5 separate regions of the Mus musculus genome follow, and regions 1, 2, 3 and 5 are each linked to region 4. The links are chromatin loops, found by intact Hi-C in ENCODE. Cell type or tissue: heart. All regions are shown on one strand. Each heading gives the region's core, and the rest is flanking DNA. Links, peaks and the distances in the headings are about the cores only.

The links. Hi-C counts contacts between places; a loop is a spot of excess contacts. Peaks named below come from ENCODE experiments on the same cell type or tissue, not always from the same donor. Only the 100,000 strongest peaks of a DNase experiment are listed, where the experiment ranks them.
Region 1: it touches region 4 in a loop (2.4-fold over the local background); 2 of 42 quality-filtered maps call a loop at or near these places.
Region 2: a loop joins it to region 4, with 2.1 times the contacts of the local background. A loop is called at or near these places in 3 of 42 quality-filtered maps.
Region 3: it touches region 4 in a loop (2.8-fold over the local background); 17 of 42 quality-filtered maps call a loop at or near these places.
Region 5: it touches region 4 in a loop (3-fold over the local background); 3 of 42 quality-filtered maps call a loop at or near these places.

Annotation. Positions count from the first base shown.
Region 1 is chr11:20,110,032-20,115,821 of GRCm38, forward strand. Actr2 (ARP2 actin-related protein 2) reads right to left here and starts at 2,920. Exons shown (of 9, transcript NM_146243.2): 1 at 2,774-2,920. The coding sequence starts at 2,821. In heart, for the core only: no CTCF peak of the experiment used is centred there; DNase peaks (open chromatin) are centred at 2,410 and 2,940; H3K4me3 peaks cover 2,702 bases; H3K27ac peaks cover 2,320 bases.
Region 2 is chr11:20,241,738-20,247,527 of GRCm38, forward strand. Cep68 (centrosomal protein 68) reads right to left here. Exons shown (of 7, transcript NM_172260.3): 2 at 149-501. The coding sequence starts at 460. Among named protein-coding and RNA genes, the nearest start is that of Cep68, 4.8 kb to the right of the region's middle. In heart, for the core only: CTCF peaks have their summits at 1,670 and 3,369; DNase peaks (open chromatin) are centred at 1,144 and 1,644.
Region 3 is chr11:20,473,731-20,479,520 of GRCm38, forward strand. The region is part of intron 2 of Gm39607 (a long non-coding RNA gene); the gene reads left to right. Gm32142 (a long non-coding RNA gene) reads right to left here and starts at 4,651. Exons shown (of 2, transcript XR_872285.2): 1 at 3,247-4,651; 2 at 2,678-3,158. In heart, for the core only: a CTCF peak has its summit at 3,503 (motif pointing right); a DNase peak (open chromatin) is centred at 3,921; H3K4me3 peaks cover 491 bases; H3K27ac peaks cover 760 bases.
Region 4 is chr11:20,636,328-20,642,117 of GRCm38, forward strand. All of the region lies in intron 1 of Sertad2 (SERTA domain containing 2), which reads left to right. Among named protein-coding and RNA genes, the nearest start is that of Sertad2, 7.2 kb to the left of the region's middle. In heart, for the core only: a CTCF peak has its summit at 2,710 (motif pointing left); DNase peaks (open chromatin) are centred at 2,714 and 3,704; H3K4me3 peaks cover 1,235 bases; H3K27ac peaks cover 1,607 bases.
Region 5 is chr11:20,688,728-20,694,517 of GRCm38, forward strand. It overlaps Aftph (aftiphilin), which reads right to left. Exons shown (of 10, transcript NM_001290545.1): 9 at 3,738-3,861. Among named protein-coding and RNA genes, the nearest start is that of Gm46272, 49 kb to the right of the region's middle. In heart, for the core only: a CTCF peak has its summit at 2,494 (motif pointing left); no DNase peak of the experiment used is centred there.

The DNA of each region.
Region 1 (5,790 bases), core at 546-5,545, 530 kb before region 4:
AGGGCTGGGGGTACACCTCAGAAAGAACGTTTATCTTCCAAATCCTTGGATATAATCCTTAGCATCATAAAAAACAAACCAATCTACCTTCTTAAATAGCTCACATTTTAAAATCTAAAGTATACAAAAGGTAAATGAAACCACCATTTAATTAAGGATTTAAGATGCTTCTGTATCTACCTCCCATGAAATTACAAGTACGTACATTTGATAGTACAGTGCTGGGGATGGACCCTCCAGTTCCTCAAGCATCAGGCAAGCACTCTACTAACTGAGCTCCACTCCAGCCCCCATGAGTGTGTGACTAGATGGTAAGTATATTCATATGTCAGAGTGGGGGAGACTGTATGCTATGGTGCACATCTGGAAATCAGAGGACAACTTCAAGTGCTGGTCCTCATCTTTCACCTGTCCTTTGCTGTCCACTGCTGCATACAGCTCTAGCTTGCCCAAAAACTTCCTGGGGTTCTCCTTTCTCTGTCTCCCACCTTGTGGTGGAAGCACTGGTGTTACAGTGCCAGCTCCACTCCACGTGGGTCCTGGAGATTCAGTCAGGTGCTTATCCACTGAGCCATCTCCCCAACCCCTTTTCTATTACTGTTTTAAAAAATCAAGTCTTAATGTCTTCTCTAATATTTAATTGTAAAGGCATCATTATAACTTCAGGTACCTAAGTAAAACTAAGATGAACAAAGAAGAATAAATAGTTAAGAAACAACCCAAAATCTAAGTAGCTATTAGTCGTCAAGTTTTCTTAAAAGACATCACAATATTCCTAACTGCGTTACGATTTAAATCAGAACTAGCTGATGTATATGAGGATCCGACTATTTCATTCACAGTCAAACATATCTACAAAAAAAGTGAATAAAGTTTATAAATAATTACAAAAATAGATATAAAACTTTTTTCTCTGTGTATCCTTGGCTGTCCTGGAACTCACTTTGTAGATCAGGCTGGCCTCGAACTCAGAAATCCGCCTGCCTCTGCCTCCCAAGTGCTGGAATTAAAGGGGCGCGCCACCACACCTGGCATAAAACTTTTTTTAAAATCATCTCCTTTCACTTATGCCATAGTAGCTGATCTTTTTATCCTAAGAAACAGATTTAAAAAAAAAAAAATAAAAATGGATGGAGTCTCCCTATGTAGCCATGGGGATTTGCCGGTTTCTGCCTCCCAAGTGTTGGCATAAAAGATGTATGCCATCACTTCAGCCCTTTTTAAAACACTTTTAAGACACTGTTACTTTAAGTGTTATGTCTGTTTACTTGAGTGTTTGTATATGTATCACATGTATGCCTAGTACCCACAGAGGCCAGAAAAGAGCACTGAATACACTTGAACTAGAATTACAGAATAGCTGTGAGCTGCCACACAGATGTTAGGCATCAAACTTGGGTTCTCAGCAAGAACAACCAGTGCTCCTAACTGCTGAGACGTCTCTTTGGTAGTAAGATACTTTTTTTTTTTAATAAGTACTTTTATAAGAATTTCTGAAAAGTTTAGCATTTATAATTTAGCTTAAATATAGTGTAACAATACAGGCTTTGCTTTAAAAACCTTTTTCCTGATAATTTAGAAGCTTTATAAAATTGTACCATTTCCCTCACTGCTTTATCCTTTATCTCAAAAAATGAGATGCATTTTATGTATCCCTTCATGAAGTCTGCAAATATAAATATCTCTAATGAGCACATAAATGGGGTTGCTTAAAAACCTTTAAGTTACTGAATCTTAGGGCTGTTACCACAGCAGTGGTATGGATGTCCCTTTGTATTGTTACCTATCCTATTCTAGCCCAGATTTAGCTTAAATGAAGCTAGTACAATAATTGTCAAAGTTTGTAACAAATTCAACCAAGGGCACTATAATGGCAGTGAATACCAGCTCCTTCCCCTTTCAACAATCTGGCTTCAAAGGTGTAATTCAAGTAAAATCTATTTTAATTTGTGTGTCGTCTCTGTGGCAGAGAGGAGAAAAGTCACAAAATGTTGCAAATCGCTAAAGGAGTCAGAAACAGTTGCATCTTCAAAACTGGAACTTTGATGCTCCACCCTTTTAACTGGGGATAGAAAGAAACCAGTTGCAACGAGTTTTCTGAATCAGAACTTTAGGCTTATTTTGACATTTTTAGCATCTTCAAGACTAACGTGTCTATCCTGTACTTAACAGAAAAAAAAAATGAAGCAGAGGAGGAACCAGAAATGATCCAACTTCCCACTAGAATTTACTTGAGAGGTCCTAGGTCTATAATAGGGCGGCATGCAAAGCAAGAGGTGAAGCAGGAGCTGCTGACCATCCCCCTCTCTCAAAACCACAGACGACAAGGACAGCCCACACGCTCTCCCGGGGCAGACTCCAGCCGCGGCCCGGGGCCTGACAGCACTTCCTCTTTTCTCTGCGGAACCCGTTTCCTGCCTCGCATTCGGCATCTTTCGCTACACAGGAAGAGGAAGGCCGCTAGGTCTTGTATGGACGAACACAGGCGAGCCTCGGAAATGGAGACCTCCTCGCCACCGAGGGACAGGGCCTCTCACCGTCTAGACCCATCTCTCGGCACGCCGGCGGATGCTTGCGAGCGCGCGGGGACAGGTTCCGCCGCCTTCGGGTGCAGCGCGGGTAGCCTAGCTCCGGGCCACCGGCTCCGGGCCGGCCGGCGCCCCCCGAGAGCTCGCCCGCCCGCGCGCCTGCCCGCGCCCCCGAAGCCCAGCCGCGCAGCCGAGGGGCCCGCGCGCACCCCGCACACACACGCGGCCGCCCCGCCGGGCCTTACCCCAGTGCCGTTGTCGCACACCACCACCTTCCTGCCCTGGCTGTCCATGGTTCGTCCTGGTGAGCCGCCGCCCGGCCTGGCCTGCTTCCTCCTCCACACGGCCCCGCCCTCGGCCCGCCGCTCCGCCCAAACCGGAAGTCCCCGCCCGGCAGCCGTTCCAAGAGGGCGGTGCAGAGAGAGAAAAGAAGAGCGGGGACTGGCAGCCGAGAAGGCCAATGAGAGCTGTCCGGCGCGGACCCGGGCGCGCCCTCTCGCCTCGTTCTGCTTCCGGGGCTGCGCTTGGCTGGTGGGGCGGCGGCTCTGACCAAGTTGTCTCGGGACCTAGGGCGCGGCCGGGCCGGCTGTACAGGAGGCAGGCAGGTGAAGGCCGGAGGGTGTGTGGCGGGACGGCAGTGGAGAAGGGTGGAGCAGCCGGCTAGGAAGACCGAAAGCCACCTGGAGGTCCCGAGGCATGATGTGTCATTGCTCCTAGGCCTGGGTGGATACACCTACAAGTTTCAAACCTCCGGTTTATTCCACACCTCCAGTTGCATGCAGCCCTAGGAGCCTGGCGGGATGCTTTCGTTTCTTTCTGCTTCACCACTTCCCTCTTTGATTTTCTCAAACAGGAACTCACCATGTTGCCAAATGCAGACTTTAAAATTGAGGTCCTCTGTAACCTCCCTTGGAAACAGGGACAAGTGTTACACGCACCTCTTTAAGAAATTGAATATGCACCCGGGCACTGTTGGCGTTCGCCTTTAATCCCAGCACTTGGGAGGCAGAAGCAGACGGATTTCTAAGTTGGAGGCCAGCCTGGTCTACATAGCAAGTTTCAGGTCAGCCAGAGCTATAAAGTGAAACCCTGTCAAAAAAGAAAGATAATGCTTTCACTTAGCGCATAGTGGTGAACTTGCTTTCAATCCCAGCACACAAGTAGAGGCAGTTGGATTTCTGTGAATTCCTGGCCAGCCTGGTCTATTTACAGAGCTAGTTCTAAGACAGCCAAGGCTACAACAAAGAAACCCTTTCTCGAAAACAAAGAACAAAACTCTTTCCTTTAATTTTAGTTTAGTTTTGTTTTCTGAGACAGGGTCGCATTGTCTATCCTTGTGTTAAAACTAAGAATATTAAGTTAAAAAGACCAAATCCATGATTGTCCAATTGGAGCAATTTTGGGGTACACCAGGACTGGCCAACCACCTGTCTCACCGCTGCCGGTCGCTTGAGGTCCGTTTTATGGGCGAGATGTGAGCGAATTGTTAGATACAGTGAAAGGGAAGAGTCAAGGGTCAGAGTATATGTCATGTGAATCCCAAGTTTAGCTAGGCTGAAAACTTGTTTTGCAGTTTACATCAGACCTAAGAAACAGAAACTTATTCTTTTTTGTTTGTTTGCTTTTGTTTGTTTGGTTGGTTTTTTTTTGTTTTTCGAGACAGGGTTTCTCTGTATAGCCCTGGCTGTCCTGGAACTCACTTTGTAGACCAGGCTGGCCTCGAACTCAGAAATCCGCCTGCCTCTGCCTCCCAAGTGCTGGGATTAAAGGCGTGCGCTACCACGCCCGGCTTCGAGTGTATTTGCTTTTATTGTACATTTTTTTTCTAAACTCTTTGGCACAGTTTTCTGGGGGCATTCCGACTGCCACAATACAAGTCAGGAGAGAGCTTGTTTATGATGCCAATTTCAAGCATTTAAATTTTGGTTTGGGTTGTGGCTTTTTCTGTCTTTGAAGTCTGCATTTACTTTGTAACAACTGTACTTTTATATTTCTATATCCTCTAACTCCAGAACTTCAGTTAGTTTATGAAATGCAACATCAAACCCCTTTGTTTTCTGGGAAAAAGAAACTGCAATGACTTGAAGTTGAGAATGTGGGTACCGCCTCACTCACACACACTCATTCTCAGACTGTGAAATCCCCCACGCGCCTTCTCAAGGGCACATAGACAGTACCAAGTGCTACGGTACAGTGAAGGTGGGCTCAAGACCCGGGCTCCATCTTTCTCCTCAGTAGCAGGGGCCAGGCTGCCTTTCACAACACAGCCCCACAGGTGAACCCAGGTCCTCCTCTCCCAAATCAGTCACCCATTCGGCACCGGCCAAGACAGGAAAGCTAGTTCTAGCCTTCCCTGGGAAGAGACAGCTTTTTTGTTTTTCATAAGTAAGTAAATCCATTGTTTCTCTATTCCAAGATGGCTGATGTTATGTTTTCTACAAACTCAGTGCTTACTTAGCTCATGTCTAACAGGGCTGCTGCTGTTGGCTGTGGCAGGATTTTCAGTGTGGTGTTTTCAAGCCTCACTCATCCTCCCATTCCCAAACATTCAGCATTCGTGCACACTCCTCACTTCCGGGTTTTTTCAAAAGATTGGAGATTTCCAGTGGGGGTCTCAGGTCATCATCTCAGTGGTACCAAATCAAGCCTGGTTCTTCAGAGAAACTTATTCTTAATTACAAATAGAAACCTTAACTTGCAAAGACTTTAACACAGGAGAAACAACTTATCCTTAACTGTCTTACTGTAAACAGAAACTTTAACTTGGAAGGTATAGTGTCAAAAGTTAACTTCCAAGTGTTCTAACACTTGGCTGACTAGGAACTCAATATGTAGATCAGGCTATTCTCTGGCTCTGACCCAGCTTGTTACATCTCCCTGATGATTTTGCACACAGTCAAGCAGATAGTGGTACTCTGTACTAAATGAATTACAAGATGGTAGTGTATCCTATTTAATTAAATTTTAGGCCTAGCACTCCCTTAGACTTCTAGGTAAAGTATGAACCGATACCTTACTTAATCTTACTGGCAACACTTTGCAAATTTCAGTTTTGTTACATATGTTACTATTTAAACTCAAGTACTGGTTGTTGATGCTTGGTGTTTCTAAGTTTAATATTTTGTCATTGGGCCAGCAAGATGACTCAGCAGGTAAAGGTGCCTGCTTGACCCAAGGTCAATCCAGTGCACTCACATAATATGTAACATATAATATATAATATAATATGTATATATACATATATATTGTATTAATATATAAT
Region 2 (5,790 bases), core at 342-5,341, 390 kb before region 4:
TCAGTGACTCTTTGGGAAGGTTCAGCTCTCCAAGAGAACCTGTATAACAGCCCATACCTGGATCCCACAGCTCCCACCTTACAGTGGCCAGGACAGAGGTTAACAGTCAAGGAAAGGACACCCCCACCTCAGCTCCCACCATACTTACTTGGCTGCCCATAGAGTGTAAAACCTCTCCAGTGCCCACACTGGCAGAAGGAAGCGGGCCTCTGAGGGGAGGCTTAGACCTATCTGCTACTGGTTCTTTGCTGGCAGTATGGACCCGTGACAAGAAAACTCCCGAGATGCAGCCAGGGTCAGCTTCAGCCCTCCACAGTGGCCCCCCCTCAACACCCAGATGTAGGGGCTGATCTGGTTCAAGCCCTGAGGGCAGCAGCTTCCCAGAGTTCCACCTGCCACAGGATGGGACCTTTGTGTTGACAGACACTTCTGCCTCAGCCTCATCTTCACTCAGGGCCATTGAGCCTCCTCTATCAGGTTTCCTTTGAAGCCTTCAGGAACCTACAAAACCAGAGAAGGAAAAAGAAAAACAGATTTTCAGCCGGGCGTGGTGGCGCACGCCTTTAATCCCAGCACTCAGGAGGCAGAGGCAGGTGGATTTCTGAGTTCGAGGCCAGCCTGGTCTACAAAGTGAGTTCCAGGACAGCCAGGGCTACACAGAGAAACAGTCTCGAAAAACCAAAAAAAAAAAAAAATGTTAAAAAAAAAAAAAGAGAAACAGATTTTCTTGATGTGTGCATCAAAATCTTGATTTTAAGTGAAAACACACTTTTCTGGCCAAAGGAATAGTGACCATTTCCATGGCCACGTACCAAGGTCTGACTCGTCCTCAGCCCCAGACGCTTTCAAAGGGAATGCCCAAGTATGACTCTGTCCTCTGTAGTTGTGGTATTGTCTCCCAAGAGTCAGGACAGGTGTAACCAAGCAAAAGACTTGGGCAGCCTGTGCTGCAAAAAAAAAAAAAAAAAAAAAAGGCAGCAGAAGAAAAAAATGTATAAGCCAGCTGATCTGGGAGGAAGACCACACCCCAAGGCCATCTTCCTTGCCTGGAAGCTGAAGGGACAGGAAGCACACAAAGAAGGTAAGTGCAGGCTAATGGGTGTGACTAACACCCTGACCCTGGCTGGCCTGAGATGCTTTTGAGTGCAGCTCTACAGGTGCAGTTCAGGAAAAGGCTTGGGCCCCGTGTGTGTCGTCACCTCTTTACCTCAACCTCATTAAGATGTCCAGCTGGTCTTTGCCAGGCACAGCCCCCATAGTGGTTCTCTTCAGCCAATGGCTTGTTGGTTAGCATCCTGAGTCTGGGTCTGTCCTTTCTACCCCAGAGGATAGCAAGTTCAGGTAGCCTAGGACCTCACTGGGCTCAGGAGGATGCTTCGAACTATTTTTGGTGGGAGGAGACAACCAGACTATAGACTGGATGGGGCTTCCCATTCTCTGACCAATGACCAGAAACAGATCAGCGCCCCTTCTCAGGCTGCTGTGGTGTGTGCCGTAGAAAGCCGGGTGATAATGGGGTGAGTTCATGTGAGAAAGCAGAGCAGCCCAGGCAGACTGGTGAGGGAGGAGCTACAGAACAGGAGCTCCACACAACAGAGGGAAAGCAGGCTGGCCTCAACAGGCCAGCCAGTGCTCCTCCTGCCACTGGGGGGCCGACAGGAGGAGATCTAGCCTGAAGGGCATGCACGTGGGTACAAGGCAACAGTGCGCACGGAGTGTGTGCAGTCACCTGCACTGGGACTAACCTCAAAACTAAAACCTGGACAGGAACAGCCTCATTTTCCTCAGAGACTAGAAGCTGACAAGGCAGGTAGAAGTGGCCTCCTCAGGCTCATCCTGTTTGGCTTTCACACTAGGAAATGCAACTCAGGTAGAATATGAAATTCCTGCTCCCCCTTAACTGGGCACGTGTGGCTCAGGCCATTCTGACAGGACTTCAGAGAAAAGCATGCATTTTAAATGCAGCCAGCTCACTCTTGTAAGCGTCAGACCCTTCAGGGCTAATTCGACCCCACCTGTTTTCTGTTAGGAACAGTGCCTAACCTTTCACATAACAAGCCAAGTATTTCCCACTGAACAGTCCCACAAACACAGGCAAGCAGTATTAGTTTTTGTGTGACTCCTATCACTTGATACATACACAAACACAAGTTTCTTTCCACACCTATACTTTAAAAGTGCTGAACAGGGCAAGACATAGTATTCCAAACCTTGTCTCTCCCCACCTCAAAAGAAGCCCCCCCCCCCAGGAAATACCCCAAAACAGCACTAGGGATTGAACCTAGAATCTCAGAGCTCGTCTGGAGATCTAAGGGCAGTATAGCTCCTGGTATATCCTTGATTAGTGACCAGTCCTCTGTTAAGGAAAGTTATTCCCTTCAACTGTATTGATTTCCCCACAGGCTTTATAGCAAGCAGGAAAAAAGAAAACAAAAACAAAAAAAACCAAAAAAGCCAAGAAGGGTGAGGTTAGAATGAAACCGGATCACTCAGTTTTATTATAACTGGCACTGGACTAGGACTTCTAGAGTCTGCCCCACATCATTTTACTTTAGGTATATTTAAGCACAGCACAATTTTGGAAACAAAGTTTCCTGGTAACAATTAACTTCAGCCCCTGAATGCAGCACAGCTTAAGGAAGGCTCACACTGAAGCTCTTTACAAAGTCCATATGGCTTCAGCAGTAAGCTGGGTTCTTGTTGCCTCAGAAACAGTGCCCAGGATAAGGGTTTAGGGAGAATGACTGAGGTAAAGATAATGGCTGTGGGTGTCGGGACTGGCCTGGCTCTAAGATAACTGAGAAGTCACTTAGGCTGTTGTAATGCACAAGTGATATCACGCATAAGAATGGGCTTTACGGCTGAAAGCAATGCTCAAGATTTAGGGGGAAGGGTCTGGAAGACAGCAAGGGATCACCAGGCTCTGAAACTCCATCACTCCTGGCATTCTAGGCAGAGCTGCTACACACACCTCACTCCACTGAAGAGGTAAGCTGTGTGCTTCACTGTCCTGCCTTCTCCAGTGTGTATCTGTGTGCACAGGCCCTCTACACCCAGCCAGGATGGACACACAGGGGAGTGAAGAAGACAGGGGTGTCTGCCTCCCCAGCCAGATGCACTGAATCCACTCTGGCTGTCAACGGGGAGACACATGAAGCTGGACCCCTCTCACACCTCACATCTACAGTCGTCTGCGTGCTAAGGAGCCAAGTCTAGGACCCAGCTCTTGATGAACCAAACAAGGATCAGTAAGAGCACAAGTCCAAAGGCACCCAGAGCCAAAGAGGGTGGGCGAGGACCGGGAGAGGGAGCGGCGAGTTCTGATGAGAGATTTTCATGGAGCCACATCCTCACCTTGTGGCTCCTTAACAAACTGCACGGACTACTTGTGTGTGTGGTGTGTTCTTACTGATCCTTGTTTGGTTCATCAAGAGCCGGGTTCTGGACTTGACTCCTTAGCACGCACACGATTCGGGAAGGGAGGAGAATCTGGCTGCATGAAAAGACATGTAATAAAAATGTGTTTCTTTTTAAATGAGCATTCGCACCCATAACACATAAGTAAATGTAATAAAAGTTTTTCTTTTTAGAAAGGCCTGAAACTTGGGGATTTCCACTGAAATAGTACTTCTAAAGATAGAATATATGTGGTTACTCTCCCAGTTCAGAGAATCGAATTGTTTACAATCTGATTATGAATCTGCCTACTAAATCACAGTCTATCCTGCACTGTCGTCTTGCCGCTCTGTAAAAGTGACTATGATGCTGCGGTTTACTTTGGCTCACAGTTCAAGAATGCAGTCTGCCACCACGGGGAAATCCTGGAAGGGGACCCATGGCTGCTGGTGACACTGCATGTGCAGTATCGCATGAAGTGATGCCTGCTTGAGAGACAGTGCTCACATTCTTCCTCATCATCCATTCTGGGGCCCCAGCCACAGGTAGGGTGGTACCCACCTCAATTAACCAAGTCTAACAATCCGTATAGATACACCAGAAAACTGTTTCCTACATGATTCCATATCCTGTCGGGCTGACAATAATAACCATAACTCCATACCCAAACACACTTAACCACTGTCAAGTCATGGCCTTCCTTCTTTTGTCCCCCACCCACTAATAGGTTCATTGCAAGATAACTAATGGAAAACACGTTCAGTCCAACATAAAAAAGAAAACTCACACTTTAACAGATCCAATACTGATTAAACATGTAACTGCAGGGGGCTAGAGAGACGGCTCTGAGGTGAAGAGCACTGACTACTCTACCAGAGGACCCAGGTTTGATTCCCAGCATCTACATCGTGGCTCACAACCACCTGAAATGCCAGTTTTAGGGATCTGATTATCTATTCTGGCCTCCTCAGGCATCAGACTCGCATGTGGTACATACATAGATATACATACAGCCAAAACACTCATATACATATAAAAAAAGCATAGCCACCACTAAGTCTCTTCTGAAACTCAATAAATCTCTGATGTGTAAGCTCCTATACAATAAAAAACCAAAGTTACATACTTGCAGCATCGAGTGTTTAGGATATACACTCCCATCCCCACAGGGAAGAATGCAGTGATAGCAAAGAGTACGATCAAAGCAAGACCAAGCGCAGGAGAGCAAACACCAACTCTTGCAGCTCCACAGGAGCTGGCATTTGGGACCCATAATGCAACACTTTGGGTTCCAAAGGGCTTGGGTAGCCCTGCCTTTCCAGATGCTTGTACCACCTCTCTTGAGTAGGCCCCAGTCCACACATGCAGCTTTCCTTTACAGATGTACCATGTTTAGTCATTGCCAGCATAAAAAGTAAACGCTGCACCCTGCTCCTCTTTATGAGAAAGAGCACAGAACTGCTACTCAAGGGACTACTTATCCTCTAGCATCTTCCAGGGAGCACCACAAACTCACCCTCAAACCTCTCAGGTAGTTCTCAGAGCCTGCAAAGGCTACTTGACCCATCAGCTATCACCATGTTCAGCACTGTGTATATGTTAACAGCAGGGGACACCTGACCTTTCCTGGTATCTGTTGAGTCACCCTCAAGCAAGCTCATCCCAGCTGCCTGCCTTCTTCCCACACATTCCTGTTTAGAGCAAATGGGAGAGGACTGGCAAGTTGGGGAGGGGGGGCACTTTCACTTCTGTCTAACTCATTCAAATAGATGCATGATTCACCAAGGAGCAAATCTCTGAACAACAAAAAATTCCCGTGTGATTCTTTAAGTAGCAACTCCCTTGGAAACAAATGCATGCATCCCAACTGTCAACATTTCTGTTCTGACAAGTGCTGTCTGTGTACCCATGGCCACTGACAGCCACCTGTACTGGCAGGGATGCCCCTTTCAGTTTGGGGCCTCAACAATGAAACGTCACAGGACTCACAGGTAGCGAGAAATGCCATAAATACCCAGCAGCAGATCATGTCTAGTAAGCAAGAAAGAGGAAGGGAGCGAGTGGGAAGATGGAGCCCAGCAGGGCTTGGAGCTTCAAGGCTTCTGGAGTGTCACAGTGGAGGTCACGCTAGGCAGGACGGCAACAGTGAAGTCCGTAATGACAAAAGAGAAGACAGACTTGAGCTGGCTCTGAGGCTAGCTTCAAGCAGGGTGGATATCAGGAAAACTGTGGTCACAGATTGAAGAAAGGAGACACGTTCTCACAAACTGCCCTCTCCCCACCACATGCAGTATGCTGCCTCTGACCTCCACACAAAATAACTGTTTCACATGATGGGGATTCCTGAGGAGAGCTATAGTGAGGGACAGATACAAGCGACACACACTGCATACA
Region 3 (5,790 bases), core at 549-5,548, 160 kb before region 4:
TTACTCTGAGCCATGGCATGGCATCTGTCTTTTTCCATAGCAGAACCCACTGTTGTGATTTTAAGCCAGGGTGAGTCAGGGTTCTCCTTACTTTTGTTCCAAAATATCCCCTTGCTTTCTCAACAGCTCCTGAAATCCCTTTCCCCCAGTAAGCCTGCTCTCTAGAGGACTCACAGAAAACCAGTTCTATAACCTAATGATGCAGAGGAAACCAGGGCCCCATCTCAGGGTTCTGGAAAGATGGGCCAGAAGTTAAGAACACTTGCTGCTGCTTCTGCTTCTTCTTCTTCTTCTTCTTCTTCTTCTTCTTCTTCTTCTTCTTCTTCTTCTTCTTCTTCTTCTTCTTCTCCTTCTCCTTCTCCTTCTCCTTCTCCTTCTCCTTCTCCTTCTCCTTCTCCTTCTCCTTCTCCTTCTCCTTCTCCTTCTTCTTCTTCTCTCCTCCTCCTCCTCCTCCTCCTCCTCCTCCTCCTCCTTCTCCTTCTCCTTCTTCTTCTTCTTCTCTCCTCCTCCTCCTCCTCCTCCTCCTAAGAATTTGCTTTATATGTATGAGTGTTTTGCCTGAATGTGTGTATGTGTAGTATGTATACACCTGGTGCCTGTGGGGTTCAGCAGAAGGCATCAGATCTTCTGAACCGGAGTTACAGGTGTTTGTAAGCCACCATGTAGGTGCTGGAATCTACAAAAGCAATAAGTACTCTTAACCAAAGAGTCATCTCTCCAGCCTCTATATTGCTGCTTTTGCAGAGGACTTAGGTTCTATTCCCAGTACATACGTGATAACTCACAACTCTAGCCCAGGGAATCTGACATTTTCCTTGGGTCTCCAGGGGCACCAGGCACACTGGCAGTCTACATACACACATACTCACATATAGGCATAAAAGAAACTTTTGTTTTGAAGGGCTTTTCTATTCTTATTTTATGTCTGTGACTCTTTGTGTGATGTATGTCTCTGCACTACATGGATGCAGTATCAACAGAGGCCAGAGGAGGGTTTTGGACCCCTTGAGATAGGATTTACAGACAGTTATGGGTTGCCTTGTGGATGCTGGGAATTGAATAGGGATCCTATGACCAAGCAGCCAGTGTTCTTAAGTGCTGAGCCATCCCTCTTGCCCCAAAATAAAGTAATTTTTTTTTTAAATTAAGAATGGACTCTGGGAGGCCGGGCAGTGGTAGCGCATGCCTTTAATCCCAGCACCTAGGAGGCAGAGGCAGGCGGATTTCTGAGTTCAAGGACTGGTCTACAAAGTGAGTTCCAGGACAGCCAGAGCTATACAGAGAAACCCTGTCTTAGAAAACCAAAAAAAAAAAAAAAAAAAAAAAAAAAAAAAAGATGGACTCTGACACTGACTGCTCTTCCAGAAGTCCTGAGTTCAAATCCCAGCAACTACATGGTGGTGGTTCACAACCATCTGTAATGAGAGCAGATGCCCTCTCCTGGTGTGTCTGAAGTCAGCTACAGTGTACTCATATACCTAAATTAAATAAATAATTAAAAAAAAAAAAAGAGGACTCAAATGGCAGCTCAAAGACAATTTTATTAGAATTTAACAGAAAAACTTCAGGGCAGGCCAACTATAAACTTCACTGGCTGCCCAGAGGCCAGGAGTAGAGGCAAGAAGGAGAGAGCCAAGCTTGGAAGCTGGCATAGAAGTCAAGCACTTGATAGTCAAGCAACCACATGGTGGAGGAAATGTTTTAGAGAAAGAATAAGGAAGCTAAACTTGTTAGGGAAAGCATGTTAGGAGAAAAAAAAAATACCCCAGAGAAGGGGTAGGTTTACAAAGCTACATGACTGAGCTATTGTGAGAGAGACGCGTGTTCTTTACAACAGGATAGAGTGGAAGGCACAGTGTCTTAGTAAGCGACTAATTTTTTATCTATCCTTTAGCAAGATTTAAGTGCTCCTATCTTCCTAGAGGTGGTTCCTCGACAAATGATCAGCCCAGCACGCCTGGAACGCCTGGACATTACTGCCACCTAAGCAGACTCTGCCTGAAGGTTTTCCTTAGTGGCCTTTAGCACCATTCTTTCCAGTCCCTCCCACCCTTGCTGCCTGCCTTACTCCCCACCACCGTCATCCATGAGGCACTAGCACACTCTGAGTCAGCAGGTCTCTACTCTTGCTGTTCCCACCCTTGAGTTAGATAACTGCAGGTTCAGTCTGTCGTAGACCCAGGAACTTCGGAATTACAGACTTTCCCCAGAATTGCCTTAGGAGAGCTAGAGTAATGGCCAACCTCACCGTGAGCCAGTGGGGCTGCTAGGGAAAGACCTAATAAGGGGATCACTGGCCATTAGAGTATTCACTATCCACTGAAAAGGTCAGCTTAGGAACTTTGGGAAGGTCATGAAACACTTGCCCCTTCGGAAGGGAGACGATAATTAACATTTCTCAGACCACGAGGCAGGAACAGACCTGTGGGTGGGGACACATTCCACAGGACTGACCATTGCTCATCTTCAGACAAGGGAAGTCATTGTCACCTCATTCCCTAAAGACCAATCAGTTTTAAGGGTGTACTGTTCCGCCAATCATATTGTGCTTAGTTGCTGATGCTCTATTCTGCCCCTGGAAACCATATAAAATCTCACCGAATGGGTACTGGGGGTCACCGCCTCTCCTTCGGGTCTGGGACGACCCCAGTGCACTGAAACAATAAATTCCTCTTGCTTTTTGCATTGATCCCAGCTCCGTGTGGTTCACTCAGGGGTCCCCTGGTAAGCTAAGGCTCCCCGGAGTGACACCACCATTTTTGACTAGCGCTTTCTAAATACTGTGTAAATCTCCTAAAGACTCGGTAGCATCTCCATTTTCTACAAGACAAAACACAAGGGAGGTTTGAGTGAAATATCAGGTGTGAGGGAAGGGCAAAGTCCTGGGAGGAAAGGGAATGCCATTGTGAGACTCTTACCCTGTGACCTCAAATTTAGGCAGATTTCATCCTCCCCAAAAAGGAGCTGAACTTCAGGACAGGGGCTGGAGAGAGGCTCAGCAGTTAGAAGCACTGGCTGCACTTCTAGAGTTTGTGGGCTCAATTCCCAGCTCCCACATAGTGGCTCACAAAGTCTGTAACTATATTTCCAGGAAATACAACATCCTCTTCTGACCTCTGAAGGCACTAAGCATGCAGGTGGCGCATAGACATACATGCCTGAAAAAAAAAAACACCCATACATATTAAATTAAATTAAATTAAAATTAAAACAAGCCAGAACCATGCACAAGTGTGTTAGCAATACCAGCACTCGGTAGCCTGAGGCAGAAAGATTGCTGAGTTTCAATGCAGCCTGGACCACAGTGAAGCTGTTTAAAAAACAAGATTCTCAGGACTAAAGCCAGGCTTGGTGGTGCACATCTGTAAATCCAGCACTTGGGGACCTGGACTGTTTCCGGTTCCAACGAAACAACATTGTGAACAGCAAACTCAGAACCAGTTGTTTTGTTGTTTTTGTTTTTGTTTTTGTTTTTTCTGGGCTTCTTCAGCTTGCAGTCTTCTTCACTCCAGGAGGGGTCAGTAGCAAGCAAAAGGTGACCTGGCTTCTGGGTTTACCATCCTGTTCTTGGACGGGTGTCAAACGAAAACACTGGGCCTCACAATTGCTCTTTCATGAACGTCTCTGCTGGCAGAGTCTTCGGTGAATTTGGGGCTGGAAGCTGACAGCTCCTAACCTCTCTTCTGGCTCCGCCTTTCTGGCGTCGGGAGACTGGAGGTGGGAGGTATGGGGACAGGATCTAAAGTCTCAGGAAGAGGGGAGGCCGGGAAGGAACTCCCTGCCCTGCACACCCCTTTAGTAGGCTCGTCTGTAAGTCAGTGCCTGTAGGGCGATTGTCATGTTAATTATTGGCCAGCCAGCTTCGGGCCTGGCAAGCCAGCTCAGCAGCCATGACTCATCCCTTTCCTGCTGAGGCTTCCGAGGAGCCCTGGAGGCCCTGTTGGGCACACCCCTTAAATGACACGTGCCCTCATAATTTCTGGGAGTGTTGCAGCCTGTGCGGATGTGTACCTCGAAGTGGACTCACCATCAGCTGAGCCTTGTGTGGGTGTTTCCTAGCCCACATCCTGTGCACTATTACTTTCTACCCATAGTTGGAGGAAAATCCGGACCAGAGAAGATGGGCCTAGGGCTCATCTCTAGCTGCTCACTGTCTAGAGAGAGGGTAGGAGGGAGGGAGGGAGCAGGGACAGGGCCTGAGTCAGTGAGAAGGGCAGGGTGGCACCACGAGTGGGTGGGGAGGGAATGGCTGGAAAGATACCAAACATGGAAAAAGCCTGCAGATGCGGGACCGGTGTCCTTATTCCTCCCATCCCCCAGGTCTGTGGGCTGCCACCCATTTGCCAAAAATTCCAGAGCCATCTTGAGATGAAATAGGATCAACTTTATTTATTCTTTTTCCTTCTCTCTTCCTTTCATTAAGTTGTTTTGTCCTGTATTTAGCTTTGAGGTGTGTGTTTTAAGGAAAATATTTTATTTGTTGTTTTTTTTGTTGTTGTTTTTAAATTACGGGGTCCTGGATTTTCTTGGTTTCTGAGTAATTGCAAGGGTTATTGAGGATTTGTATTGGCAACACTTTCAATTCTTTTCTTTTTATAATTGAAAAACATTTCTGTATTTTGATTGTTTTTTCCTCTCTGGCAATTCCTCCCAAGTCCTCCCAACCTCCCTACCCACCCAACTTTATAGTTTTTTTCTTTCCCTTTCAACAAAGAGGGTCAACCAACCAACCAACCAACCAAACAAGCAAGTAAAACTCCACAAAACCCCACAAAAATCAAAATAAACAAGAAAAGACTGATAAAGCAAAAAATAGCAAAACAAAACAAAATGGGAAAAAATCCACAGAAATACCAGGGAGTTTGTTCTGTGATGGCTAGCTACTTCTGGTGTGGGGCCTGCCCAGAGTCTGGCTGATAGACACAGTGAGATCCATTGGAAAAAACGGATTTTTCTTCTGCCAGGGGATGTCAGTTGCCTGTAGTTTCTTCGTTACAGGTGAGACCCGAAGTCCACTTCCCCATTTGTTCTCAGAGCTGGGATCCTGTCTGGCTTGAACATGTAGGTCTATGTAGGTCTTACGCATACTACCGCAGCCTGTGTGAGCTTCTTTGGTCATCAGTCTTGTTGTGTCTGGAAGACATTGTTTCCTGGTGGCCAACCATCACCTCCAGCTCTTACAATAGCTTCTTGAACTTCAAAGGAAGGAGGGAAATGTTTGCATCAAACATCCTATTTAGGACTGAGTGCTCAAAGTCTCTCACTCTCTGTACATTATCCAATTGTGGGTCTGTGCTAATTCCCATCTACTGCCGGAAGAAGTTTCTCCAATGAGGGTTAAGCAAGACACTGGCCTATGGGATTAGCATTATGTCATCAAAAGTAATTTTATTTAAATGTTTCTTTAGCATAACAATTATAGTAGGGTTCCCCCTAGACTGCGTTTGTCTTTGATGGTAAGGTGTGTTTCTTGGATGTAGCAGAAAGACAAATCTAGTTTTCTAATCCAATCTGTTAGTCTATGTCTTTTTATTGGAGAACTGAGGTCATTAATATTGAGAATTATTAATGAGCAGTGTTTATTGATCCCTGATATTTGTTGTTATGGTGGGGTCTTGGCCACACATACTTTTGATTTACTCTTCTGGGATTATTTATTCCTGTGTCTTTGGGGGTATGGCTTACATCTTTAGACTAATGTGTGCCTTCCAATGACTTCTGTAGGCTAGATGAGGAGAAAGTAATTCTTTATATTTGGTTTTATTATATAATGTTTTCTTTCTTCTTCTA
Region 4 (5,790 bases), core at 279-5,278:
AGCATTGCCCAAGATAGACTCTGAGAATCCCAAAGTCCCAAGGTCGTCTCTGTACCAGAGCAGGTCTTGCATACAGTTGTAGCCGCACGAGTGACATGCTCAGGTGGTAGCTGTTTGACACAAGCCCTTCAGATTCCCCTTATGCTTAAACATGCCTTTGTCTGTGGGTCTTTGCTTTCCTAGAAATCTCTCTAACAAAATGTGGGTACTATGGCTTCAGCAGATTTGTTTACTGTCTCTTCTGGTGAGAGAAGCTTTTTTGAAGTTGTGTGTGGCCCTCTTCCTCAGTGCTGGGCAAGCTAGGAAGGCACTACTGCTAAGCCCCAGGCAAACAATTAGGTGATTTTTGTGATGCCGGAGATGGAACCTGGGTCTTGCATAAGCTTGAAATACTAATTTAAAAAAATTATTTTACTGTGACCAGAAATATAAAATAAAGTGTATTTCACCTGGGAGTGATTGTTAGCTATGTGGCAATAGTTGATTTACAAATCCAAAATGAGGTTTCCTCTCTGCTACTTGTTAAAGCAGCAAGAGGCGGGTGGGACAAGAGACTTAGGGATGGCTAGCTGGATGGGCTTGAAAGCTTTCCACAAGATCCTGAGAGTGGAAGTAGAACTAGTAAGTATTTTCTTTAGAAATAAATAATTACTACACTTAATATGGCACTCTAATTATTTTTATTGTATTTAGCTAAATGGCTTTGCCTAAATTTCAGTAAGTTACGAATATTCAAGGTCCTTGGGGGAAATTTAAAATCTCAAAATAGCCTAGAAAAATGGCTACTATATTTACAAAGTATTCACTACCCTTTAGTTGATATTTTCTACCCTCCCCAAGACTCCCTCCCTGCCCCTTATTTTTTAAGACAGGGTCTCTCTGTGTTGAGCAGTCATGGCTGTCTCCTTTTGTAGACCAGGCTGGCCTCAAACTCACAGAGATCCTCCTGCCTATGCCTCCAGAGTGCTGGGATTAATGGTGTGCACCACCACCACCCAGCTTAGTTAGTATTTTCATTATTTTTTTTCAAATGAGTGAACTATTCAAGTATAGGATACAAAATTTAAATTGACTTTATAAAACCTTACCAGCCTAGTTCTTTCATTTTTGAGTGATTTTGTTATTTTATGTATATGGGTGTTTGGCTCTGTTCATTCATACCACTTGTGCCCCTGGTACCCAAAGAGACCAGAAGATGACATTAGATCCCCAGGAACTGGAGTCACAGATGGTTGTGAGCCACTATATGGATGCTGAGAATCAAACTCAGATCCTTTGGAAGAGCAACCAGTGTTCTTAACCACAGAGCCATCTCTCTAGCCCCTGTCTACCTAATTTATAAAGGCAATTACAATAAATATTCTGAATATGTAGGTTACTTATATGGGCCTCAGATTCACCATCTATTCTTCCATTCTCCTAGCTTAATGTTTTAACTCTTAAGAAACACTCCCATAAAATATCTCTTGAAGTTGTATCCTTAGGTTCTATTCTTCAGTTTAATTTATAGATAAACTAGTTAGCTAACATGGAAAGCCACCTTTAACTAAATGTTTGAACTAAAGTGGAGTTTGATTTTTCACTGAATTGGCCTTAAAGTTACTGTGTTGGTATGGCTGTGTTATTTACCTGGTCACCTTTTTAAGCGAAAGAAAAACTCACACATGCTTTTTGACAAATCCTTTGGTTTCTACTTAAGTCTTTTATTTTCCCTTGACATTGTTTATTAAGGATCACTTATGTGAGGGAAAAACAAGGTATCTTTGGGGAAAAGATGCTACAAGAGGATTGAAACTAGAATCCCATCTAAGCAATTATAAATACAGGAGAAAAAATATTTTCATTATGCCCGGGAATGGGGAGGTGCAAAGCTGGATGAGGTTCCCTGGCAGGAAATCCTCTGGGGAAAGTCAAAGCTGAAGATTCCTTAATGCTAATGAGACTTTAGACTCAGGATGCTGAAGATGTACCCTGGACACCAAATGATTATAAAGCAGCATCATAATGCAGATAATTATAATATATATGTTTCTAATTACTGGCTTTCAAACGGAAAAAAAGGCAACTAGTTCATGTGTTAGAAGCATTATTACTGACCAGGCATCATATAACCTGAGCTAGTAATCTGACCAGAGAGAATCCCAACTGTCTCAAAGTAACTTGCTTCAGTATATCCCTGAGGTTAAAACTGTGTTACATTTTACAATTAAATGGCTTCTCCTCCGTGTTCCTGATGAAGGATTTCCTCCAATAATTGCCTGAAGTATTGTTCAGTGTGGAAGTAATTTACTGTTATTAAGATGCAATAGGATTATTGAAAGTGACTATACTAGTAAACTTTTTGGTTGTAAATGTGGAAGGTTGGCTGTGTGGTTAGAAGTCAATCTCAGAATCCCACTGGAGATCTGGATCTGAACTGTTGCCTCCTCTGAGTCCACATTTCATGACTTGGATTTGTGCTTGGTTTTGTGTCTCTCTTCAGTAATCCTCCAGAGATCCTAACCATGGTGTTACTTATATACAAGCAATAAAAGGTTGTACCATAACATTATATAATTTAGTTGGAGCTTGGTAAGGCTTCTAGCATTCAGCATTGCCATGTGAACACCTGAATAGAAGATGGAATTTGGAAATGTAAATGCTTTGAGAACTCTGTAGGTAGGAACTGACATGGAGTTGGAAGATGCCTTGCTGCTCTGTGGCGCCCCCTTGTGGTAGATGTGGTGCTGCCGATGTTTATAGGATTCCAATTTGCATTGGGCATGCTTGTTTACATAAAACACTCATTCATCTGTGTAAACATGCTTATAGAGTTAGTGTAATTCTCATGTAAGAAATTTGCTGTGCCTATTTCATTTGGTTTTTACGTGTACAGAATTTTTTTGTTTGTTTTTGGTCTTTTTTTTTTTTAATATATAGTGATGTATTGTTTAACTTTTATGGAAAATTCCAGACAGACTCAGAAGTCAAAGTGCAGTGCTCATTACCCAGCTCTAAAGGAACCAACATTCTGTTGATTTTGTTTTATCTACATGACCATTCTGGTGTGTTTTCTAGCCAAATTGAGGCCTCAAATCATGTTGTATCTGTGAAACTGTAAGTTTAGACATTGCTTTAAGCCAGAATTCTGGGGTGAAATAGAGGACTTGTTAGCAGTTCCATCGTCAGCCTTAGAAGATGGCTGGTATCCTCAATTCATTGGGGTTGCAACCTAAAATTTCCAGGGGACAGAAAGCCAGCAAGTGGCTATTAGAAACACATCCCACTGCTGACAGGCTTTAAAAGCCATTTTTGCTTTTCAGATTTTTGCAATTAAGACATACTTTATTCTTCCTTATCTCTCTTTTCGTCATTCTAAAGAAACATTCACTTCTAAAAGTTGACTCTTGTTTACTCAGTGTAATTGGTTGTCGCCTGTTAAAATTCCATTTGTTTTCACGTGAAACGATTATGTTTGATAAGCCAGCGTTAGAAATTGTATCCAATTTAGCTGATAGTGAAAATCCTAAGAGGAATGATAAAATTTGTTGATTGTAGACATTAGAAAACAACCCCACATGGTAAAGTTGTGTCATAAGCACAGAGCCTGGTATCCTGGCCGATGGTATGGTGGCCCTCTGGAGGGGCAGAGAGTTTGCAGCTGGCTGGGTGGGCAGGGTTGGCCCGAGGGCCTGACTGAGTGGAGCCACGGTGGGTGTCAGGTTACAGCAGGCAGAGTGAGCGCGGGGACTGCCTGATCTGGAGAGTGGCTTTGTAATTACTGTGCTGATTTGTTAGGGAGGCTTTGTCTTACTTACCAATTAGCATGGATGTTACTGCAGAGACCTCTGAAACCCTGGGTAGGCTTTAGTTTAAAAATAAGACCTTCCAGATCCCGACGGCCTCACGGTCTGTCACTAGCATGGGTGGAAAGGGGTGGGGTGCTGTTGTCTTTCCCTGTTTGTAAGTGGCAGAGCTTCTCGCCCTGTCGGACTGTTGCTCCCCTGGGCCAGGGACTGCCACTGGTGTCTGAAGATTGCCTGATGCCACCCCCCACCCCCACCCCCAACCCCTGCCCCCATCATGTACCTTCCTGCCTGGCGACAGCCCAGGACAGGGAGGCTGCTCTGTTTCTTGTAGCTTCCCTTAGGATTGTGCCAGCATCCCTGACCACCACTTCCTTAGCAGTTCAGTCTTTCTGGTCTCTTTCTTGTGCCTTGAGGGGAAGTTGGGCTTTAAAAGCTTAGCCATGAGCAGGTTTCTTAGTGTGCTGTGTTCTTCTGGGTGTGGTGTGTTACGTGTGGAAAGCTATCTAAGCCAGTATGGTTTCCCATTAACGCAAGATGGGGTTTTTCCTCACTGCCATACTGCAGGGAAGGCCAGGCTAGTGTTCTGTCGAGGACAGAAGCTCACTTCAAAAGCAGGATAAGGAACAGAGAAAATTCCATTTCAGAAATTGTTTCTGCACAATTTCTCTCCAGCCCCACTTTAGCCACTGTTGACAAAGTGCAACTGGGGTTGCCCCTGGGAGGGGTCTCACTCTCACTAATAAAAGAATGTGAGAATGAGTTCAGCTAGAGTTAAAAGAAAACCCCCAGGGTGGGGTCATTGACAGCTACCCACAGGAGGGGAAAGGAGAGAAGGGACAACGCCTCTCCTCGGGAGAGCAAGGAGCCACGAGGCAGGGAGGAAGGCTTTAGGAAGAATGAGGAAGCCCAGGTATCAGACAAGAGCATCCTTAGCTTCTGACCAGCATCTGAGAGAGAGGGAGGGAGAGGGAGAGAAGAGGAAGAGTGTCTTTGTGACTTAGGCCTCAGAAATGGCAGCAGACCCAGTGATCTCGTGGTGGCCAGGACGGACTAGGCTGAGGGCAGGAATGACAAAGAAGAGTACAGTATCTCATTAAGAGAAATAGAGTCTTCTACCTATCTTTTTGGCTGTTTGAGACAGGCTCTCACCATGTAGTTAACCCTGGCCAGCTAGGAACTCCCTATGTAGACCAGGCTGGCCTTGAACTCATAGAGATCTGCCTGCCCAGTGCTAGGATTAAAGGTGTGAGCTGACTTTCCTAGAGGTGGTCCGAGGACTAGGTGATTGGCTAGGCACAACTGGGATAATAGGTCTCTATTCAGCTGGAGGTTATATTCACTTGCCAGAAGGAATTTTCCCTTATTGGGCTTTTACTGCCCCTCCCGGTCTGTCTCTGAGACTGAATTCTACCACACAGTTGATTGAGTTAGGAACATGCTTTCCCCTGCTACTCACTCAAGGGAAACTGTTACAAGTCAAGAGCCTAGGCCTCTGGCAGCACCAGATGCAGATGAGAAATCTCGGGTGTTCTCTTGGGAGCCTTCTCTTCCCTCTTGGCTCCTTTTTTCTTCAAAAGTAGTACATTGGGGTGGGTATGGATGGAGAGATGGCTCAGAGGTTAAGAACATTGGCTACTCTCCCAGAGGACCTGGGTTCAGTTCCTAGCACCCACATGATGGCTTACAACCATTCATAATGCTAGTTCCAAGGGATCTGGGTCCTCTTCTGGGTGTCCTTGGGCACCTGGCAGGCATATGGTGCACAGACATACATGCAAGCAAAATATCCATAAAAATAATAAAAAGTAGTAAGTTGGTGTAGAGGCCTGGTGTGGGATCAGCATTGCCGGTGGTCTCTCAGCAGCCTACGGTCACACTGGATCTGTACAGGAAAACAAGGGGTGTGTCAGAGTATGCGGTCATCCCTCAAGAGCTACATCCCAGTGCTCCTCCTATCACTTCTTTGGTCCACCTGAAGGCTTCATAGATTGCTTTGGCACTG
Region 5 (5,790 bases), core at 591-5,590, 53 kb after region 4:
GATCCTCCCAGGGCCCCTCTGACCCCCAACTCCCTTCCCTGGGCCCACTTTGCCATGTTGTACCAGAGTTCAATCCCAGGGTCTGTGCATGCTAGGCAAATGCTACTGCTGTGCTAAAACCCCAGCCTGAGACCTTAACTCAGGACAGAAAACCCACACCCACACCTACAACTGCAATAGGCAAACGTGTACAGGGGATTTTTATGATAATAAACATTTTCTGGGGTAATTTAATGATGAGAGTTGCACAACTTTGTGAATCTACTAAAAACTAGTGGATTTACAACAGTGAGAAGGACAGGTTTCATTTTGTTAATTAAATCAATAAAATCCAAAACTGAAAGCCCCAAAGTATGTCTGTTAGCCACTAGTTCTTTAGCTTATATAAATGTCACTTAGTGGCCTCTCTGTAGCTACTAACCAGCCGGCCACACACTAATTTAAATTAGAAAATAACCTTTTTCCATGTTAGGTCAGTTGGGCAAGAAGATGGAAGGATTTCACACTAAGAACTTGGATTTCTCTAACAGCAAAGCAAGTGCTGGTGATGTAGGTCCATGGTGCAGTGCTGGCCTGGCATAGCTCGGGCGTTGCTTGTACTTTGATGCTAATTCCGCTTTCCCAGGAGGGACTGCAGATCAGGAGTGAATCAGCAGTGAACCTCGCACACAGGTGACTCCTGTGAACTTCTCCCCACCTTAACTTGTAAAATAAAGGCTATGGCTGGTGACTGGGCAGTGGAAGGGAAGCTGGAGTTGAAAAGTTTCGGGGAGAGAGAGGAGGGAGAGGAGGGAGAGGAAAGAAGATGGAGGAAGAAGAAGATGATTCAGATGCTGCGTGTCTTTCCATAGCCACAGCAGCTATGAATACCATGCACGGAAGGAAAGACTAACTGGGGTAACTTGTCTAATCTAGGGGGGCAGTTTGTATCATTATCAATTGGCTCTGAAATTATTGTGTGGGCATCTTGTCAATTGAGAATTTATTGATATATAAATCTGACTGTTCAATTATCAACTTCTAGAGTTTTGATTTACTGGGTTAGCTTTCCTTCTACAGGGCCCTGGGAACAATACCCCAGCACAGCCAGGAACAGTGGCACAAGCCTGTAGTCCTGGTGGCTACTGGGAAGGTTGAGGCAGGAGGATTGCTTAAGTTCAGGAATTCTGGGCCATAGTGTGGTATGCCAATTTGGTTTGTACAAAGTTTGATATCAGTTGGTAGGCACTCCAGAGTTGGGTACCAGGTTGTCTAAGGCTCCAGGCAGAAACAGAGCATGTCAAATACCTACCAGCAATAAACAGGAGAATAAATGAGAAGACTGTATCACGCTCCCTCACACACTCAAAGGCTCTGAGACAAGAGTGTGAGGGAGGGCCCTCAGAGGGCTTAGCCGCACAGAGGCTTGCCTCCAACAAGCCTGACAGCTTGAGTGTGCTCCCTAGGACCCACATGGTGGAAGAGAGCACAGACTCCCACAGGTTGTTTTCTGACTTTCCCCTGTGCATCAGTGCTCAAGCACAGAACCCATCACCCCTGACAAAAAATAAACACGATTTTAGAAATAGAAAAAAGAGAGAAGTATTCCACGTCAAATCTCCTCCCCTAACCCAACTATGGTTTCTTCGCTCTCAGAGACAGAGCTTTGCTTTCTGGCCTAGGCTGGTCTCAAGTGCTCCTCCTGCCTCAGCTTTGAGTGCTGAAATTACAGGCTTCATCAGTATATCCACTGCAACTACCGCTTTAACCCTTTTTTATCCGCTAGCTCTTCATTCCACTCTACCTTTGATGTACTGTCAAGAGCCAAGACAATTTTGTTAACTTTTACTTAAAAAGAAATAAATCCTACAGACCAATACACACTGAGAAAGCCTTTTGGAATCATACTGTGTGCCGCCCGCCTGTCTTCCCCATACAACTAAGAATTGCTCACACTGCTAGGGCTGGAGCTCTGCTGTAAACATCTGCCCAGCATGCACGAGGCTTTCGGTTTGATTGGGGGGGGGGGAGAGAAGAAATAAAAAAAAATAACAACTTCTGCTCTTACAAAACAGAAACAAAACCACCACCTCACACTCCTCTGGTGATAGTTTATAACTTTAAATTCTAATAGTAACATGTGGTTATCTTTCTCACTATTTTCAAACAAAACCTTCTTCCAAATGAACCCCAAAGTTTGTAGCTTTTTTTCAGCTTACTTCATTTTAAATGTTCAAATGGGTCTGAGAAAATAGCCCAGTAGTAGAGTCTAGAGTCTGCAAGGCTCTGGGTTTGTTGTCTAGTGTCCTAACAGCAGAAAGGTCACATAATTATCACAGAGACTCTCTTTGGCAGCTACAACTTCCCTCCTAGATGTGTGCTGCAATTTTATTCTTTTGTTTCAGAAGATGCAGTAGCAACACGTTGGGCAGTACAGTCTGTCTAGGAGCCTTAAAGAAATGAAGGCACAGGGCTAACAACGTGGAGTAGAGCGCCTCCTACTGGCACAACAGTTGAACTCTCATGACTGCAGGGAAAGGGAAGCAGCAGTGGGACTGGCTCAGAAAGTAACAGCATAACTCCCACAACCAGGGTGCCAGCAGACGGCCTGCAGTGTCAGGGCCCAATGCAGGTCAGTGACAGCAATGGAGTGCACCTGTGGACACAAGGACCTACATGCTCCAAATCTATTTCCTGGAATGGTTAAAGGCACCTACAGCCATCAAATGAGTAACGGCAGCAGTCTTTAAAAATTATTAGTGTCTGCAGAATGGACACCTGTAGGGAATGAAGTAAAAGACACAACAATTCTTTAAGTCATGGTGGCATGGTGGCACACACCCTTAATCCCATCACTTGGGAGACACAGGCAGTTGGTTCTAAGTCCAAGGCCAGCTTGGCCTATATAACAAGTTTCATGACAGCTAGGGTTGTGCACCAAGTCCTTGTCTCAAAAACAAACCAACAAACAAACCAAAGAGATTGCAATCATTCAAGTTTAAGTTAAAAAGAATAAAAAAAATAAGATTTTTTTTAATAAAAGAATTAACTCTAAATGGTGTCTGTTATTCAATAGGAAATTCTAAAATTCCCAAAGTGGGCAACTGACACATACACATCTGGAAGATACAGATGGGTGATGATGATTTGGGAAGCAGAGAAGACAGCTGACCAATCAGCTCCTGCCCTGGCACTAGTGATGTCCTCCTGTCTGAACCACCTTCTACTAGGAACTGGCTTACCTGTGTTTAATTTGTCAAAGCACGGGTTACTTAACTGTGTTAAAGCCTAAGTATAAGGTCCACAGGACATTCCTTGTCTCTGGCTCTGACAGCAGAAGATAAGACTGTCCCTTGAGAGGCTCCCTAAGTTTGGTAAAGAAGTTGATGATAGCTCAAGTTAGGTGCACATAGTGAAAGTTCTGAAAATTAAAATATCTTTACTCTGTCTTAGCTTCAAAGTGAACACAGAGGCTAATGTAACCCCAGGAGAATAAAACTGGTTCTGGAAAATGCTTTCCTCCATAATTATGAAAGGATAGGGATGTTCCCAGTGGCACCAGAATCATCTTCTATGAGGGTGGGGAGAAGAAAACGTCATCTGTCAGTCATTTCCAACAAAACTCATCATTAAACATCCATTTGACATTCTCTAGGCTTTACGATACAGCGTAGCACACAAGCGCTGCCTCTTGCATACTTTGCTTGTGGCCATTTAAACCAGGATACAAAGTTAGGGCTAAGTTCAGGTTCATTTACCTGGTTGACGTGCTTGTCTTTTCCACTGTAGACATGAGCTTCGCAAATGCATCAGTCACTCTGAGGCTTGAGGTGGAGGTCTCCAGCTTAGCAGTTGTTAACTCATACAACTCTGGATCCACACCTTACAGCACAGAATGACAGTGAGTGAGGGCAAGCTGCATGGGTCATAGCGAGCGAGCGAGCGACAAGATGTAACAGCAACACTCTATCCACATGTGAGTCTGCATAAGCACCGCTCACTGTCATTGTCAGAACAAGCGCTGCTCTTCTGAATGTGAGCAGTCATTACTAAGCACGCTACATGAGGGCACACATGCTACAAGTGCGTGGATACCACATTGCAGCTGGTTCTGACCGCCCACCCTTACAGGGTTCCTGGGGATTGAACTCAGGTTACCAACTTGGATAGCAGGCACCTTTACCCACTGAGCTCTCTGTGTTCATCTAATTTTATCTTGTTTATGTGTATCTGTCTGCATTTATGTATGTACATCGTATGCATGCCTCCTGCCTGAGGAGGCCAGAAGGGCTGTTGGAGTCCCTGGCACTGGAGTCACAGACAGTTGTGAGCCACCACGTAAGTGTTGGGAATCGAACCCAGGTCTTTTGCAAGAGAAGCTTGTGTTCTTAACCACCGAGCCAATTAGCTAGCCTCATGTTTTTCTTTATTAAATGGTAGGCTCTGAAGTATCTATAAAAGGAATACATAAAAATCCCATTTTGAAATACATGTTGCATGTAGCTGATGCCTTTCAAATACCTCAAGAATTTCTATTCTATCAGTCAGTTTTGTATTCATTTCTGACACATAGTGTTTATAAATAGGAGTGTGCTGATATTCTCAAAATTTTTTATCTTATTTTAAGACAAGGTCTTACTCTGTTGTACTTTGTTGTGCTTTGACTCATGACAATTCTCCTGCCTTAGCTTCCTGAGTGTTGAGTTACCACACCTGACCTCCAACATTCTCATTTTTAAAAAATGTTTATTTTTATGTGTATTGGTGTTTTGTCTGCATATCTATCTGTGTAAAGGTGTTTGGATCCCCTGGAATTGGAGTTGAGACTGTTAGGAGCTGCTGTGTGGGTGGCTGGGGATTGGTTCCAGGGCCTTTGGAGGAGTGGCCAGTGCTTTTAACTGCTTTCTCCAGCTCAATATCCTCAATTTTTAAACTGGCTAATGAACCTAATTTTGAACCTTGCTCTGATCTCATCAAAAAAATTTTTTTTTCTTTTAAGACTTGGGTATTTTTCTTCCCGTCAGAGACTTGGAGATTAATATAAAATTGCTAGTATAGAAAGTGATTTGGTAATTTGGTTATCTTAGACATGACTAAAAAGATGCACAATTATTTAAAGCATCAATTTAATACTAAAAACGGATTGCATGCTCTTCAGGTAAGAGGTGGAGTGGCTAAGAGCACTACTTTGGGAGAAATGAGGACCCTTGTTCCCAGGACCTGTTACACATGTGTATCTGATGTAAGTCTGCTGGCCTGCAGCTACAGTAGTCAGCGAGAGGAACAGGGAGGAAGCTAAGGTGGGGCTATAGTTAAGCATCCCTTTACAAAAAAATGCTTAATAGCGTCTCCATTTTTTTTTTTCTTTCTTCTTTGAGACAGGCATTACAATACCACTCTGGCTGGTCTCCACCTACTGAGGTTCAGGTGATCCCCCTGCCTCAGCTGGGACTACAAGTGTGCATAGCTATACTTGGTTCAATTTTATTTTCTAAGAAAAGCCTACGAGATTAAGTGAAATGTATAATAAACTCATGAACAAGTTCTCTCCTTTCTGAACCAATTCTTCGATGAGCACAGATGGATCTCAGATGTTAGAAAAATCAAACAAGCAACAGCTTCCACAGTTACTGAGTCCAACGAGGAGGAAGGTGCACATTGACTCCCAAGGTCTTAATAGCTCATTAATGTACACTTTCAGGACATACTTTAAAAACCTCAGTTTTTCTACAATAAGCATACAGGCCAAAGTTAAAATGTATAAAATTGTAAATGTGCATATAAAGAACAATGAGCCCAAACTGTTTCGTT